Linked DNA regions of Homo sapiens: region 2 is linked to region 1. Evidence: chromatin contacts called from ENCODE Hi-C or POLR2A ChIA-PET data. All regions are on one chromosome and are shown on one strand. The core of a region is the stretch at or near the end of the contact, and the rest is flanking DNA. Distances in the headings are between cores, read along the strand shown.

Region 1 (3,704 bases), core at 451-2,950:
TATACTGGATAAATTGAGTCAGAATAAGATTAAATACCTCATGAAAGCTCATAAATGGAATCGGAGCCTCAAGAATAAAACTGTGAAATGTGAATTCCTAACTTTCTGTTCTAATCACTATAAAACAATTCCTCCCTTTAAAATAGTTTTGTTGGGCCAGACGTGGTGGCTCATGCCTGTAATACCAGCACTTGGGGAGGCCAAGGCGGGCAGATCCAGAGGTCAGGAGATCAAGACCATCTTGACTAACACTATGAAATCCCGTCTCTACTAAAAATACAAAAAATTAGCCGGGCTTGGTGGCACATGCCTGTAATCCCAGCTACTCAGGAAGCTGAGGCAGGAGAATCACTTGAACTCGGCAGACGGAGGTTGCAGTGAGCTGAGACCACGTCACTGCACTCCAGCCTGGGGGACAGAGCAAGACTGTGTCTCAAAAAAAAAAAAAACAAAAAAACAGTTTTGTTAAAGAAGTGTAACTCACTTGCTTCTATCAATTCTTACTTAGATTTCGAAGCAAAAACTTGACTAAAACAGGAAGGAAATTTTGGGCTTTATAAAGAAATTCACTTGTAAAATTTAGGAAACAGAAACTAGTTAGCCAAGAAAACTGTGCATCTGAAAAAACAGTTTATAGTAGTGCTTGTGACAATTCAGTTCTGCAATAATTTTATTATTTATTTTATCTGTAAATAACACTTCTTATCTAATTGTTCCAGGTATTACCAAGAGGTTGTTTTTTTTTTTTTTTTGAGACAGGGTCTCGACTCTATCACCCAGGATGGAGTGCAGTGGCAGGATCTCAGCTCACCGCAGCCTCAACCTCCCAGGCTCAGAAGATTCTCTTACTTCAGCCTCCTGTGTAGCTGGGACCACAGGCACGCACCACCACTCCTGGCTAATTTTTTACATAATTTGTACAGACAGTGTCTCCCTATGTTGCCCAGGCTGGTTTCAAACTCCTGGGCTCAAACGATTCTCCTGCCTCAGCCTCCCAAAGTGTTGAAATTTTACAGGCATGAGCCACTGCACCAGCCCAAGAGGCTTTCTTAAACAAGTATAGTACTCATTAATCCAGGGCAAAGGTGACCAAATGATGTGGATAATGATTTATTTATTTGTCAACGTTCACCACTAAGTAAAAGCTCCATGAGGGCAGGGACCATATCTGTCCTAATTATTATGGTAATTATAAAATCTACAGTTTGTTAACACATAATAGGAACTGAAATATCTGTTGAATGAATGCCAGAAATATGTACCCACTATAATACCATATACTGTGCTATTCTGTATCCTGTACTTAAAGTGTTTGTATTTCTTAAAAGATTGAGATTCCAATAAAATTATATATATGTGTGCGTGTGTATTCATTTATATACTATGAAGGTAAACATTTTTACCATAATTATCAGATGACTTAGGAAAAAAACCAAATATTTGTTTTCCATTCTAAAATGCTATAGTTTAAAAGTATAAAAAATGATCTTTAAAATATGTTTCTATTCCAAATGTAATTGAAACATTTAAGAAAAGTTAAAGCATTTAAAAATAATCCTTAAGTTATACCCTAAAAAGGCAAGGCTAACTAGATTTCCCAGCAGCGAAAAGGTCTAGTAGTTACCCTTCTGCATTCCCCTTCTGCATTCTAGAATACACAATAAAATGTGAAAGGAGGCGGGAGGGTAAGCCACAAAGGAAGCTGACGTTTATTTCTGAATCTGCCTCACCCTTCTAACCACAAGAAGTCCTATGAAACCTTTGCCTCAGTTGGGGGAGGGGTAGAAAAAACTTACCCAACATGTTAAAAAACAGGAACAATTCAAGTTTTTTGAGAATAGTAAAAAATGAACTGTTAACTTTTACATAATTTCCTTTAATTTGCTAAAGGAAAATGAATTATTAAACACTAACACTCTGAAATAAAAAAGTTGATTCAGAAAGATAACTTTCAAAATGTGCAAACCTCAGAAGAAATGATTATGATTCTAATTTCCATTTCACAAAAGCATAGGATATTAAAATTGGTAACAATATTGAAAGAACTTTCAGTACATTCTTGGCAGATGAAAAGCCATGATTTCTAATTTATCAAGATCTAATAATTAAACATATCAATATTTACCATGTGACTCATTAGCCCATATCAATTCAAAAGAAAGATGTTACTTGGTCTCTTTCATAAAGATATTTTAAAATGGGAATTTAGCAATCAATCTAAATTTGCTTTAATCAAATTCTATCATGAGTTTTTGATCTAAAATTCTAAAAAGTATGCCTAATTCAACTTTATTTATGGTGGCACCTCATTTATAAAGCAATTTAGAATTACTAATATCATCCTCAAAGTTTAAATTATCCAAAGCCCTCAAAGCAAAAATACTTTATAGATTTTTTAGCTCCTATAATGTCCCCAATTTTGAAAAGTTAATTTAAAAAATGTAAGTAAATTTACTCATCAAATAGTAACTCAGAAAAATAGAAAAGAAAGTGACTTTTATTGTGTGTACTGTTCAAGACTTGCATAATATTCATTTCCCCATCGCTGAAGCATTCAAACTGAGGCTGGATAACAGTTTGTTCGGGAAATTATAGGAAAGATTGCTGCGCTGCATACAAACATTGTATTAGTAAGACCACGGACCACTGAAGTCTTTCCAATGCAGAGATTCTATGGTTCAATGTGAGATACAGGAAACTTAAAAAAAAGAAAAAGAAAAAAAGAAAAAAAAAACCTTTCTTCCTATTATAATGCAAAATGAAGTAATTAAGATTTAGAACAATTTCTTAAAAACATTTTAAAAGGTTCTAAAAACTCTATCTTTTAATACACCATTAAAACACCCAAATATTTTGCACATTAAATTAGTATGCCAGGAATTATGAAATGTGCTTTTGTATTTAATTCTTGGTCAGTGAGGTAGATATTATAATTCTTTTTTTTTTTTTTTTTTTTTTTTTGAGACAAAGTCTCACTGTGTTGCCCAAGCTGGAGTGCAGTGGCATGATATCGGCTCACTGCAACCTCCACCTGCCGGGTTCAAGTGATTCTTCTGCCTCAGCCTCCTGAGTAGCTGGGACTACAGGCACACGCCACCATGCCTGGCTAATTTTGTATTTTTAGTAGACACAGGGTTTCACTATGTTGGCAAGGGTGGTCTCGAACTCCTGACCTCGTGACCCACCCTCCTCGGCCTCCCAAAATGCTGGGATTACAGGCGTGAGTCACCACACCTGGCCAGATATTATAATTCTTATTTTGCAAAAGAAAGGCTGCATCCAACATCTGCAACGTGAAAAAGCCAGGACTTGCCTCTGCCCTTAAGGTAAAAGGCCACCAAGAATGAAATTACTTTTCATGATTCAGTCAACTTTTCTTCTCACATCGAGATTTTCAAAGACAAAAATCAATCACATTGTTTTGCTGCACATTTATCAACACAAATATGGACTTAGTAAACCATTTAACATACAACAAAACATTTACCTCCAGAACTAAAATCAAACTGAAAATACATGATGACTACCATCTTCCAACCCTTCATTAAGCACCTTTAATTTAAAGCTCAAAAGATGCTGAATATATAACTTAAATAACTTGGTATATCTTTTATAACTTTTCATATATTAAAATGGTAGTACAGAATGGTTTCATAATATCATGTCACTCCTTGGCCGTACAGAGTTTATACACTGGTTAAGAG
Region 2 (3,704 bases), core at 488-2,987, 1.1 Mb after region 1:
ATCATATCCCACCCACCCCTATGCCATGACCTAGGCTGCAGCTGCTCTCTAAGGACTCCTTGGTCCTGCACCCTCAATATTCTGGGAGATCACAGGAGTTGCCCTTTGGGCAGATCCAAGGACACCCAGGAGCAGCATCACCAGCACACGTGGGCAGGGAAGGCATAGTTCCTGCCACAGAAGCAGTGACACAGGGAGCAGGATACCTCCAGGGTGAGAGACAACCCAGGGATGTTGTGGGGAAATGGGGAGCAGGAAGAGATGGCAAGTAACACACACTCAGTGTTTTCTGCATATCCCAGTGAATCCTCCAACTATCCCCATTCTGCAGAAAATTTCAATAACTTAGCCAAGGAGCCAGGATCAACCAGGTACTTCCACCAAAGTACCTGTAACAGAAGACAAGAGTGAACGTCTTTCCCTACATGTCTGCCTGAAAAATACGTTTTTAACTTAACATTCACATGAATTTTACAGTCTAGTGCTGCCTTAAGATATCCATGTTCATTTCAATGGAAAAATAATGTCTTTAGTTAACTAACTTAAAAAAATTAACCATCTGTGAAATCACGCTAATCCCATGAGTACATTTCTCAGGGGTACCACCTCGAGGGGCACAAGAATCTTGGGCCAAGTCAGGGCCACACCATCCTGCTGCCCCAGGCACCATGAGATGCTCCTTCTTTTCCCAACTTGGAGGTTCCAGGTGTTCATTAGGAGATGCAGCAGGTTATAAACCATAACTCAGAGAAGAGGAATAGTGGGGGGCAGCAAGCAGGAGACGACGCAGCACAAAGAAGCCCCAAGAAAGGTGATCGACAGATCCAGACCAACAGAGCCAAAGGAACACAAGCACCTCGGGACTCCAATCACTTTGCCCTCCTCAGGTTTGTGACCAACACTCCGGTGATGAAGGGCTAGTAATCAACAGTAAGCTCATGCACGGGAATTCCCTTCACTGAGCCTCTCTCTCTCTCTCAGTCTCTCTCTCTCTCACACACACACACACACACACACCCCACAGCACCACTTTGGGGGAAGGAGAGGAGATATTGCAGAGCTAGAGTTTTGGAACTGGAACAAGGAGGGACTTTCTGGTGGATCAAAGTATGCTAGAGATCAGGCAGTACTAGAGCCAAGAGTTTGCAACCAGGCAGATAGGGATCCAGTGGGAGCACACTGGCACCAAACACGAAAGTCATCTGGCCTCTGAAACTGGCTTTTATGAGCCAGTAAGTGTGTGAGCTTAGATCATGGATAATTTTCAAAGAAACCACTTGTATCACACAGTCCCTATTCGAGAACCCAAAATGCTTCTGCACTAAATATTTGAACCCCTATGTATTTAATGGTTATCTAGTCAGTCCATTGTTGCCTAGACAAAGGCAAATTCTCAGGAATCTACCAAGACCATAAGTTTTAGAAGGGCAGGGATTCGGTCACTGTGGTCACCACTATATCCCTAACTGCTAGCACATAGTAGGCCCTCAATAAATCTCTGCTCATGATTCATTCACATTCATTCAAAATAACACATTTGTTCACCCTGCCTCTTCCACTCTCCTTTTATAGGGAGTATTAACCAAAAAGGTTATTGCAGGCTCTCACAGAAGAACTTCTACATGAGTAAAAATTCTGCATCACAGCAACTGCAGTGGTGTCATGTCAGACATGTTTTTGCTCAAAAGAATTCAGTTAACACCCACAAGGAAGGGAGGTGGACACGTACACACACAAACACACACTTCAATCAGGAACTCGGTGATCACATGCCCACGGTGAGAGAGAAAAAAGGAAACACGACCCCACAGCTTCCTCTGCATCTCATTCCAGAAAGCTTTTCACAGTGTGAACATCTCACAGAGCTGACTGGGATTCTAGTGTTTAAAGAAACATATTTTTCATACAAGTTGGCCCCTAAATGCAAGCCAACTTCTTATCTGGTGCTCAAAGAAACAGCAATGCGGCTCCAACTCTGCAGGCCAAAGTGGCTGTGTTGGCCTCCACAAGGGATAGTATACAGGCCTCCATGGTGGCACCTTCCAAAGAGATTTTCAAGAGTAATTTTGACTCTACAAGACTTCTACCTCACACATATAGGGGCTTAGCCACCCAGCGAGCTATGACCCCTCTAACACAGTCTGGTATATCACCCAAACAAGGTTAGCCTGAAGGAAGGAGAAGTTCTCAAAGGAGAGCATTATACATCTTGTTACACAAGCGGTCTATAAAGTAAGTCTGTTTAATGTAGACAATGTTATTTTTGGCATATCATCTTCCAACCAGTTTTCTGGTTTTCAAAATAATATCTACGAGGTGATTACTCCAGAGAGCCCACTTGGAATTTTTCTGATTTTTTTTCTAATTTATTTCAGCACATGTTATTTCAAGATCTCTATGAAACATATTAAACACATTTAACCTTACCTAAAATAAAACCAACTCATTAGATGATATAAAAAACATCTCATTAGCAAAGCACTGATAAATATTTTCTCTCTTCCAGCTAAGCATTGCTCATTATACACTTGAGCACTGTGCAGTCTTATCATGCCACAATTATCAGCCTCATACGCTGAGCCTAAGCATAAAACTATTATTGAGCAAATAATGGAATTGGACCTGTACACTGCTAAGCTCCTGTAGACTGGCTCATACAATCTGGCCGATTTATATAGCCAGTTTGAACCAACTGCACGTTTTCATAAACAGGCAATTCTCACACTTTTAATGATCTGATTTATTAGACCTTCTAAGTAAACAAGCTTAGAACTCTTTCTCTTTTTAAAAAGGTACATACAGCAACTTTAAGATATTATATGTGTATGTATCTTGGCAATACTACAGCACCTTTAAGAGGGTATATGTATCTTTGGGAAGATAGACTGTTTTCTAAAGCATAGTCTAGGTTTCTCTAATGCTATGTGAATTTTAGAATCACTTTAAGGCAATCAAGTCACTTTGGAGACAAAGAAAGAATAAGATGAAGGTAGCAACTGAAAAGCAACCTCAGATAAGCTATAGCTATTTTCATATTCTTTACCCCCATAATTTTTGTGGGAAATTACTATAAGGAAATGATCAGAGATGAGCACAAAGATTTATGTTCAGGGTGTATATTAGGGTGTTGGTTATTATAGAAAAAAAACCAAAAGCTTCTTAATTGTCCAATCTCAGGGACATAATAAAATATGGCACATCAAAATGATGGGATATTATGCAGCTATTAAAAATGTCATTTCAAATAATTTTTAAAGACTTGGAGAAATATTTATCATATAGCATTAAGTGACAATTTAAAAAAAACAGTAAACAAAACTATATCCAAGGCCTAGCCTAGTGTCTGGCACCTGGCAAACATGCAAAAAGAATTTTGTTGCATTAAGTAACATATACAATGAGATAGCAAGTCTATATTTTAAGTAAATATGTACATACATACATAAAGAGGAAGAGTAAGAGAAAAAAGACCAAGTCAGTAGTATTTATGTCTTAGTGATTAGATTACAAGTTATTTTCTCCTTTTTTCTTTTGCTCATCTGTATATACCACATCTTACAGTTAATACCTATCACTGATATAGTTGGGAAAGAAAAGAAATGCTATAAAAACTAAATGTGAAAACACACATTTACATGAAATTGCATTTTAAATGGAATTTTAAAAGAGTAATTAGAACACAGAAGCCTGCCAATCCCAGCAGC

Evidence for each region. Hi-C counts contacts between places; a loop is a spot of excess contacts on that map. ChIA-PET counts read pairs that join two places held with the same protein, here RNA polymerase II (POLR2A). Pooled maps may share reads with other maps.
Region 2: a pooled map shows a loop between it and region 1 (4-fold over the local background). The contact joins two enhancer-like sites. A Hi-C loop is called at or near these places in 1 of 168 maps with a recorded cell type or tissue (CD8-positive, alpha-beta T cell), 1 of 37 single-sample maps with no recorded cell type and 3 of 50 pooled maps. POLR2A ChIA-PET finds 5 or more read pairs at or near these places in 2 of 52 experiments (activated B cell and activated CD8-positive, alpha-beta memory T cell).

The regions. Positions count from the first base shown.
Region 1 is chr2:196,158,576-196,162,279 of GRCh38, forward strand. The region is part of intron 2 of STK17B (serine/threonine kinase 17b); the gene reads right to left. Among named protein-coding and RNA genes, the nearest start is that of STK17B, 11 kb to the right of the region's middle. RefSeq lists an enhancer at 435-935. Within about 2 kb of position 1,701, at least 13 of the 41 ENCODE cell types and tissues checked have a DNase peak (open chromatin) inside an H3K27ac peak, as active enhancers do; they include CD8-positive, alpha-beta T cell, where a contact is called at or near this core.
Region 2 is chr2:197,211,059-197,214,762 of GRCh38, forward strand. All of the region lies in intron 1 of ANKRD44 (ankyrin repeat domain 44), which reads right to left. Among named protein-coding and RNA genes, the nearest start is that of ANKRD44-AS1, 15 kb to the left of the region's middle. RefSeq lists an enhancer at 1,734-1,973. Within about 2 kb of position 1,738, at least 9 of the 41 ENCODE cell types and tissues checked have a DNase peak (open chromatin) inside an H3K27ac peak, as active enhancers do; they include CD8-positive, alpha-beta T cell, where a contact is called at or near this core.